2 separate regions of the Homo sapiens genome follow, and region 2 is linked to region 1. A link is a contact called in ENCODE Hi-C or POLR2A ChIA-PET data. All regions are on one chromosome and are shown on one strand. Each heading gives the region's core, a stretch centred on a gene start or an enhancer-like site at or near the end of the contact. The rest is flanking DNA. Distances are from core to core; before and after follow the strand shown. Region 1 holds the start of TRO (trophinin). Region 2 overlaps APEX2 (apurinic/apyrimidinic endodeoxyribonuclease 2).

Evidence for each region. Hi-C counts contacts between places; a loop is a spot of excess contacts on that map. ChIA-PET counts read pairs that join two places held with the same protein, here RNA polymerase II (POLR2A). Pooled maps may share reads with other maps.
Region 2: a pooled map shows a loop between it and region 1 (3-fold over the local background). The contact joins the enhancer-like site here to the promoter of TRO in region 1. A Hi-C loop is called at or near these places in 6 of 168 maps with a recorded cell type or tissue (CD4-positive, alpha-beta T cell, CD8-positive, alpha-beta T cell, astrocyte of the cerebellum and 3 more), 9 of 37 single-sample maps with no recorded cell type and 16 of 50 pooled maps. POLR2A ChIA-PET finds 5 or more read pairs at or near these places in 14 of 52 experiments (AG04449, AG04450, CD4-positive, alpha-beta T cell and 9 more).

Annotation. Positions count from the first base shown.
Region 1 is chrX:54,918,004-54,922,073 of GRCh38, forward strand. It overlaps TRO (trophinin), which reads left to right and starts at 2,821. Exons shown (of 13, transcript NM_001039705.3): 1 at 2,821-2,875.
Region 2 is chrX:55,008,026-55,012,095 of GRCh38, forward strand. It overlaps APEX2 (apurinic/apyrimidinic endodeoxyribonuclease 2), which reads left to right. Exons shown (of 6, transcript NM_014481.4): 6 at 1-1,032. It overlaps ALAS2 (5'-aminolevulinate synthase 2), which reads right to left. Exons shown (of 11, transcript NM_000032.5): 11 at 1,030-1,318. The coding sequence ends at 1,155. Among named protein-coding and RNA genes, the nearest start is that of APEX2, 9.7 kb to the left of the region's middle. RefSeq lists an enhancer at 1-45. Within about 2 kb of position 1,251, at least 7 of the 41 ENCODE cell types and tissues checked have a DNase peak (open chromatin) inside an H3K27ac peak, as active enhancers do.

The DNA.
Region 1 (4,070 bases), core at 1,571-4,070:
ATACCTAGGAATCCAACTTACAAGGGATGTGAAGGACCTCTTCAAGGAGAACTACAAACCACTGCTCAATGAAATAAAAGAGGATACAAAGAAATGGAAGAACATTCCATGCTCATGGCTAGGAAGAATCAATATCGTGAAAATGGCCATACTGCCCAAGGTAATTTATAGATTCAATGTCATCCCCATCAAGCTACCAATGACTTTCTTCACAGAATTGGAAAAACTACTTTAAAGTTCATATGGAACCAAAAAAGAGCCCGCATCACCAAGTCAATCCTAAGCCAAAAGAACAAAGCTGGGGGCATCTCGCTACCTGACTTCAAACTATACTACAAGGCTAGAGTAACCAAAACAGCATGGTACTAGTACCAAAACAGAGATACAGATCAATGGAACAGAACAGAGCCCTCAGAAATAATGCCGCATATCTACAACTATCTGATCTTTGACAAACCTGAGAAAAACAAGCAATGGGGAAAGGATTCCCTATTTAATAAACGGTGCTGGGAAAACTGGCTAGCCATATGTAGAAAGCTGAAACTGGATCCCTTCCTTACACCTTATACAAAAATTAATTCAAGATGGATGAAAGACTTAAACGTTAGACCTAAAACCATAAAAACCCTAGAAGAAAACCTAGGCATTACCATTCAGGACATAGGCATGGGCAAGGACTTCATGTCTAAAACACCAAAAGCAATGGCAACAAAAGCCAAAATTGACAAGTGGGATCTAATTTAACTCAAGAGCTTCTGCACAGCAAAAGAAACTACCATCAGAGTGAACAGGCAACTTACAGACTGGGAGAAAATTTTTGCAACCTACTCATCAGACAAAGGGCTAACATCCAGAATCTACAATGAACTCAAACAAATTGACAAGAAAAAAACAAACAACCCCATCAAAAAGTAGGTGAAGGACATGAATAGACACTTCTCAAAAGAAGACATTTATGCAGCCAAAAAACACATGAAAAAATGCTCACCATCACTGGCCGTCAGAGAAAGGCAAATCAAAACCACAATGAGATACCATCTCACACCAGTTAGAGTGGCAATCATTAAAAAGTCAGGAAACAACAGGTGCTGGAGAGGATGTGGAGAAATAGGAACACTTTTACACTGTTGGTGGGACTGGAAACTAGTTCAACCATTGTGGAAGTCAGTGTGGTGATTCCTCAGGGATCTAGAACTAGAAATACCATTTGACCCAGGCATCCTATTACTGGGTATACACCCAAAGGACTATAAATCATGCTGCTATAAAGACACACGCACACATATGTTTATTGCGGCATTATTCACAATAGCAGAGACTTGGAACCAACCCGAATGTCCAACAACGATAGACTGGATTAAGAAAATGTGGCACATATACACCATGGAATACTATGCAGCCATAAAAATGATGAGTTCATGTCCTTTGTAGGGTCATGGATGAAATTGGAAATCATCATTCTCAGTAAACTACTGCAAGGACAAAAAACCAAACACCGCATATTCTCACTCATAGGTGGGAATTGAACAATGAGAACACATGGACACAGGAAGGGGAACATCACACTCTGGGGACTGTTGTGGGGTGGGGGGAGGGGGGAGGGATAGCATTAGGAGATATACCTAATGCTAAATGACGAGTTAATGGGTGCAGCACCCCAGCATGGCACATGTATACATATGTAACTAACCTGCACATTGTGCACATGTACCCTAAAACTTAAAGTAGAATAATAATAAAATAAAATAAAAAAGACTTGTTTTTGGCCTAACTTATGATCTATCCTGGAGAATTTTCTATGTGTGCTTGAGAATATTATATATTCTATTGGATAAAATATTCCGTAGGTCCTTTTTGTCTAAAGTGTATTTCAAGTTCAATGTTTCCCTATCGATTTTCTGTCTGGATGATCTGTGAATTGTTGAAGATGGGGTCTTGAAGTCTCCTACCATTATTGTATTGCAGTCTACTTCTCCCTTCAGATCTATTAATATTTGTTTTATATATTTAGGTGCTTCTATGTTGGGTGCATATATTAAATATGTTTATAATTATTCGATATTCACGATGAATTTATCTCATTATCATTATATAATGACCTTTAAGATCTTTTATGGTTTTTGACTTTAAGTCTATTTTATTTGACATATGTGTAGTTATCCTTGCTCTCTTTTGAATGATTGATGGAATAGATAAATGTCATGAATTGTTTTCTGCATGGGGGCACAGTGCACCATGTCACAAGAGACAGTCTAAGTACAAACTGATATTGTTAAAACATCAATATAGTCATTGTGGGATCAATAAAAACTTTTCATAGATTTTTATACATTACTGTTTTTATTCTGAATTGCATAAGATGGACGGGCACCCTATCTTTTAGTGTTTAGAACCTCTAAATGTTTTAATGTGGTAACACTTGAAAAACAGAAATGAATATGACCTAGTCCCCTGCTCCAGAGCAGCTCTAGGGAAGAGAGACATAGACACAAGGTATAACAACACTATGTAAATAGTGTTGGGATAGAGGGTCTGTAGGAAGGGTTGGTGTGGGAGTTCAGAGAACTACATTCCTCCTAGGGGAAACAGGAGAATCAAATAGGAACGGAGATACAGAGTGGGGAATAGAGAAGTCAAATGGAGAATAAGAGGGAGTGATAACTGAATAGGGGTAGTAAGAAGAAAAAGGGAGCTACATTGAGGAGAATGGAAAGTTGAAAGTAGGTATGGAGGGGAGGAGACTGACAGGCAGGAACGGAGACCCCCCTCTGGAGGCGGAAAGAGGCAGGACCACTTCCGGCCAGGGAGGGGGATAGGCTCAGACACAAGGAGAGGCTTGGAGAGAGCAGACGCCTTCTGGATTCAAGAAGACGAGGTGAGCTGAGGTACCTGGCTTTAGTGAAGACCCTGTGGGGGCTTCCTGGCTGCGGCTTCGACGTGCCTGACTCCACACGCCCCTAAGGTTTGAAGAAAACCTGCTGGAGGTTTGGGACCTAACCGCATCAAAGTCGCCTTTAGCGGTGCCTGGACCCAGTTCGCACGGGAGGAAGTAGGAGGCAGAATCCCCTTTGGGCCACAGAAAGTAACGATCTGGACTCGGTTCGGGCCGTGAAAGGGAGGGATGCAGACCTAGTTGGGACCGCAGAAAGGAAGGATCGAGAAATCCTTCAGACGGTAGCAAGAGGGGAGGAGGATACACACAGTTCGGGAGGGAGATAGGAGACGGCAGGACTCCGTTTAGGCTGGAGAAAGGGGGCAGTACCCCGTTTGGGCCACAGAATGGAGGGATCGGGACCCAGAGATAAGAGTGGGCAGCATCCCTTTTGAGCAACGGAAAGGACCAGACTCAGACAGGAGAAAGGAGGGGATATGACCCGGTTGGTTCCGGTTTGAAAGGGAAGAGACAGGACCTGGTAGGGTTTGAGAACAGGAATACACAGAAGGTTCATACAGTTGGATTTGGGGGTGAGGTATTCATGTTGCAGAAAGGGCGGAGCTGCACACTTGCAGACGTGGAAAGAGGGGGGAGTGGTGTTGGTTGGGGAAGGGGTGGTGCAGAGACGTACCGCAGAGCGGAGGGAGGGGGCTTATTAAAGGAAGGGAAGATGAAGAGAAATGCTGCAGAGCGGAGGGAGGGGGGTGTATTGGGAAGGGGCGGTGCGTGGCAGTACCGCAGAGGAGAGATGGGCGGTGTTGGGGTAGGGGCGGTGCGGAGTGGTACTGCAGAGCGGAGGGAGGGGGCTAGTGTTGGGGGAAGGGTTGGATCGAGATGTGATGCAGTTAGAAAGAGTGGGTCGGGGTGGCGCCAAGATGTTCTGTTGCTCTGAGAGCAGGGGGCAGATGTGGGATTGAGCTGGTTAGAAACTGTCCGGTTTACCAAGGCGCATGCGCGCGGAGGGCATTGAAGAATGGTTCTTTTGGGATAGAGGTGGGCCTAAGATGGGGGGTGGGGGCGCCTCTAGTCGGTGCGCATGCGCACTATCGAGTTGCGGAGGGGGCGTGTAAAGGGGTGGGGTCGTAGAACTGACTCTCTCGGAGGCAAAAGGAGCTGGGCCTTGGAAACCAGATGG
Region 2 (4,070 bases), core at 1-2,500, 88 kb after region 1:
AGCTTTCCAGCTAGTGCGTCCCACAGCTGCCACAGTGGGTTACAGGGTTGAAAGAAACGGTCCTCAGCCCTCAGAGTTGCCAGGCAGGGCCTGGGACCACACAAGTTTCAGGGACGATTGCCTCCTTAGCAAGTAGTATCATTAGTACCCCTAAGTGTGCCATGGAAATGTTTCCTGTATACTGTGACCTGGAAAGTGGGAGCATTGCTTTGAACACAGTGCTTGCTCTAGCCAAGCCTCTTCTCACCTTTGAAAATGGGACTGGTAGACCAGGCACAGTGGTGCACGCCTGTAATCCCAGCACTTTGGGAGGCTGAGATGGGTGGATCACCTGAGGTCAGGAGTTCGCAACCAGCCTAACATGGTGAGACCCCGTCTCTACTAAATACAAAAAAATTAACTGGGCGTGGTGGCGCGTGCCTGTAATCCAAGCTACTTAGGAGGCTGAGACAGGAGAATAGCTTGTACCTGGGAGGCGGAGGTTGCAGTGGGCTGAGATCATGCATTGCACTCCAGCCTGGGCAACAAGAGTGAAATTCAGTCTCCAAAAAAAAAAAAAGAAAAGAAAAAGAATGGGACTGGTAAATCCTGTTCTGTGGGATGCCGTGGGAGGGAGAGAGGATAATGGATTGAGGAAGACATCCATATCCCCTTATGGAAAATACCTCTTTGGTTTTGGGGAACCACTCCTTTCTAGGGAATTTGGTTAGGGCTGACTCATTTCCTGGCTTCAGGGGCTACCCTGGGCCCAGATTTCCAGGGCCCGGATTACCAGTGAAGCGTCAATCCCTGGATTTTTATTGAAACCATTGGAGAAGAGCCATCTCAAATAAATCTGCCAAGTATCCTAGCTCTTTGCAACTCACTGTGTAGTTTTTGGGCATTTCCTTCCTCTTTCTCATTCTGTTTCCCTGTTGGTAAAATGGAATGGTGACCAACAAGTGACCTATGGTTACCTCATAGATCTGCCACTTGTCTGAGGGAGTCAGAATGCACTTGTCTGTTCCCTGTCCAATAAAAGGCTTCACATGCTGTGGTTTGTGCTTTATTTTTAGGCTCAATTCAGCTAGAGGCACACAACAAAGCAGAAGACAGGAGTAGGCCTGGACCCAAGTGAAGCGCAGGTGGGGTGTGAATCCTAGGCAGCTGGCTTCTCAGGCATAGGTGGTGACATACTGGGGCCCCATGTTCCCGAAGTAGGAACGTTCCCACTCACTCATGAGCTCAAAGTGTACAGGACGGCGACAGAAATTGCAGGCAGCCACAGACACATCCTGGAGGGGCAGCCCCACCGCAGTCCAAGCCAGCAGCAGCTTCTCTGAAGGTGGTAGGGGGAGGGGAGGGAAAAAATGGGTTAGACTAGATCTTCCAAATCTGTCACAGTACAGATGAGCCAAGATATTGATCCCCCTCAACCCTTCAAGATACCTCAGGGCCAGAAGTAGCCTACTGTTTGCTTCTGTGTGTGCCGTGAATATTACCATTTGTATCTGGATGCTGGGATATATATTATAAAAGATTTGGAAGCTCTCCTTTGACACAATTTGAAGCCATACTGTCCTGGCCTGGACCACTCCCTAAGTATAGGATGTGCTGTGGCCCAAGAATGACTGTCTGCTTGGGAACTCTAAGCCCTATGAGGACAATGATAATGACAGTAACTATACTGTGTCATTGGTGCTATGACCAGGAAACCTGGGGTAGGGGGTCCACCTGGGGGTGTGAAAACCCAGAGAAGGGAACCTGACCTAGCTGGAGGAAGTACCCCAGGTACGTTCCAGGGCTCTGTTCTTGGCCTTTTCTGTGTTCATGCCCTTGTTGATCTTGTCTAGTCACATGACTTTAAAGACCATCTATATGCTGATGGTTCAGAAATTTTAATCTCCAGCTCACGCCACTCTACTGGTTTCCAATCTTGTATATCCAATGGCTTTTCTCCATCTCCACCTAGATGTCTAATATGCATTTCTAACTTAGGAGTACAACTGAGCTACTCATGTCCCTACCCTCCACCAAGCTATTCTACTTTTAGCTTTTCCCATCTCAGTGGATGGCAATTCCAGTTGCTCAGTCCAAAAATTTCAGAGCTATCCTTTATTTTTCTCTTTCTCTCTTACCCTATATCCCATCTATCAGCAAAGACCCTTGGCTCTACCTTCAAAATCTGACCACTTCTTATTGCCTTCATTATGATCAAGTCTGAGCCACCATCATCTCTCACCTGGGATATTACTGTAGCCCACTCTTGGGTCTCCCTGCTTCCACCCTTGCTCCCTTTTAGTGTATTCTCTACATAGAAGTTGGAGCAATTTTGTTAAAACCCGAGTCAGAAATATCAGTCCTGTGTTCAAATCCTTTCAAGGGCTCTCAGAGTAAAAGCCAAACTCCTTCTAATGGCCTACCATACCCTATACAATCTGGTCCCACATTGCCTCTATGTACTCAATTTTTCTGTCTCCCACTTGCTTATACCATTCCACCCACACCCATCTTCTTACTGTTCCTCAAATATAAAAGGAATACTCCTGTGTCTTCCCTGCCTTAGGATGTTCCCTCTGCCTGCGATGCCATTCCCTTAGATATCTGCCTCACTAACTTCACCTCCTTCAAATTTTTGCTCAAGTTTCACCTCAGCGTCTTCTACCCTTGCCACTCTAATACTACAACCCTTCTCTGAACTCGCCCCTGGCCCCTTATCCCATTCTCCTTATCCTGCTTTATTTTTTCCCATAGCACTTAGAACTAATGTGCTACTTAATTTGCTTATTTTTGGTAATTTTTTTTACTACCCCTTCCACTAGAATGTAAGCTCCAGAGGGTAGGAATTTTGTGTCTGATTTGTTTGCTACTGCATCCCCAGTGCCTAGAACAGTATCTAGTACACAGTTGGTACTCAATAAATATTTGTTGAAAGAATGCCTAAGTTAAGTCTACAAGATGAAGGAAAGTAAGCCAGAGGAAAGTGTGAGGGAGGGCATTCCAATCAAAAGAGAGCAGCATGAGCAAAGTCCCAGAGGTAAGAGAGCAGAAAAAAATGAGGGAACGACAAGTCCTTCAGTGTAGCTGAAAAAACAAAATGCATGTGGGGAGGAGGTGAGGGCATAGAGATCACCATGTGGAAGGCATTGAATGCTATGCTGAAGAGCTTCAACTCTGTCCTATATGTCAATGTTTCCAAATTTTGGACTATACATCCCTATCAGTACAAATGTTTTAGCATGTACCTCCAATCTCTATATTTGTTTATATATTATATACATGTATAACTGTCAGTCTGTATATTAAAGATCAGTATCAGTGATGCTTGATTTCCTATTTTTAAGATAAAAAAACATAAAATTCTAATACATATTCTGTTCCTTCACCCTGTAATCATTTTGCATACCCCTTGGAGGTCACTGCTTTAGAGTCTAGAGGGAAACATGAAGGGGTTTAAGCAAGGGAGCAATATAGTCAGAATTTTAGAAAAATCCCTCTAGTGGTCATCATCGAGAAAGGATTTGAGAGGAGCAAGAGAGAAGCAGAGAAATTAGGAAAAAAATCATGTTGACATGGATTAAAGAAGTGGCAGGGGAGAAAAGCAAATAGGTTTGAGAGAGATTATAGATAACTTTTGCAGGATTTCAGGATGGATTGGCTATGGAACTTAGGGACTGGTGGAGCCATCGTGGATGCCTCATATATTCTTACAAAAGCCTAGCCTAGGTGGACATTCAGAGAACCAAGAATACTGAGAGCTCTACAATTGAAGCCCAGAGCAAAAGAGAATACTGAACAAAAGGCCCAGGAGTCTGGGTCATCAGCTCAGAGAGGTGGTAGACCTAGCAGTTATGACCATGGAGGTAGAGACAGACCTCCCAGTTGCAACTTAGAAGCTGTGTGACCTTGGATCAGCGACTATATATTTTTGTGCCTCAATTTCCACATGTACAAAATGGAAATGATAAGAGGATCTCTAACTCTTGAGGTTGTTGTGGGGATTAGATGAGTTAATACGTGTAAAGTGTTTAGAACAGTGCTTGGCACATGGTAAGTACTTAATGTTAGCCAGCATTATTTAATGTTTTTGA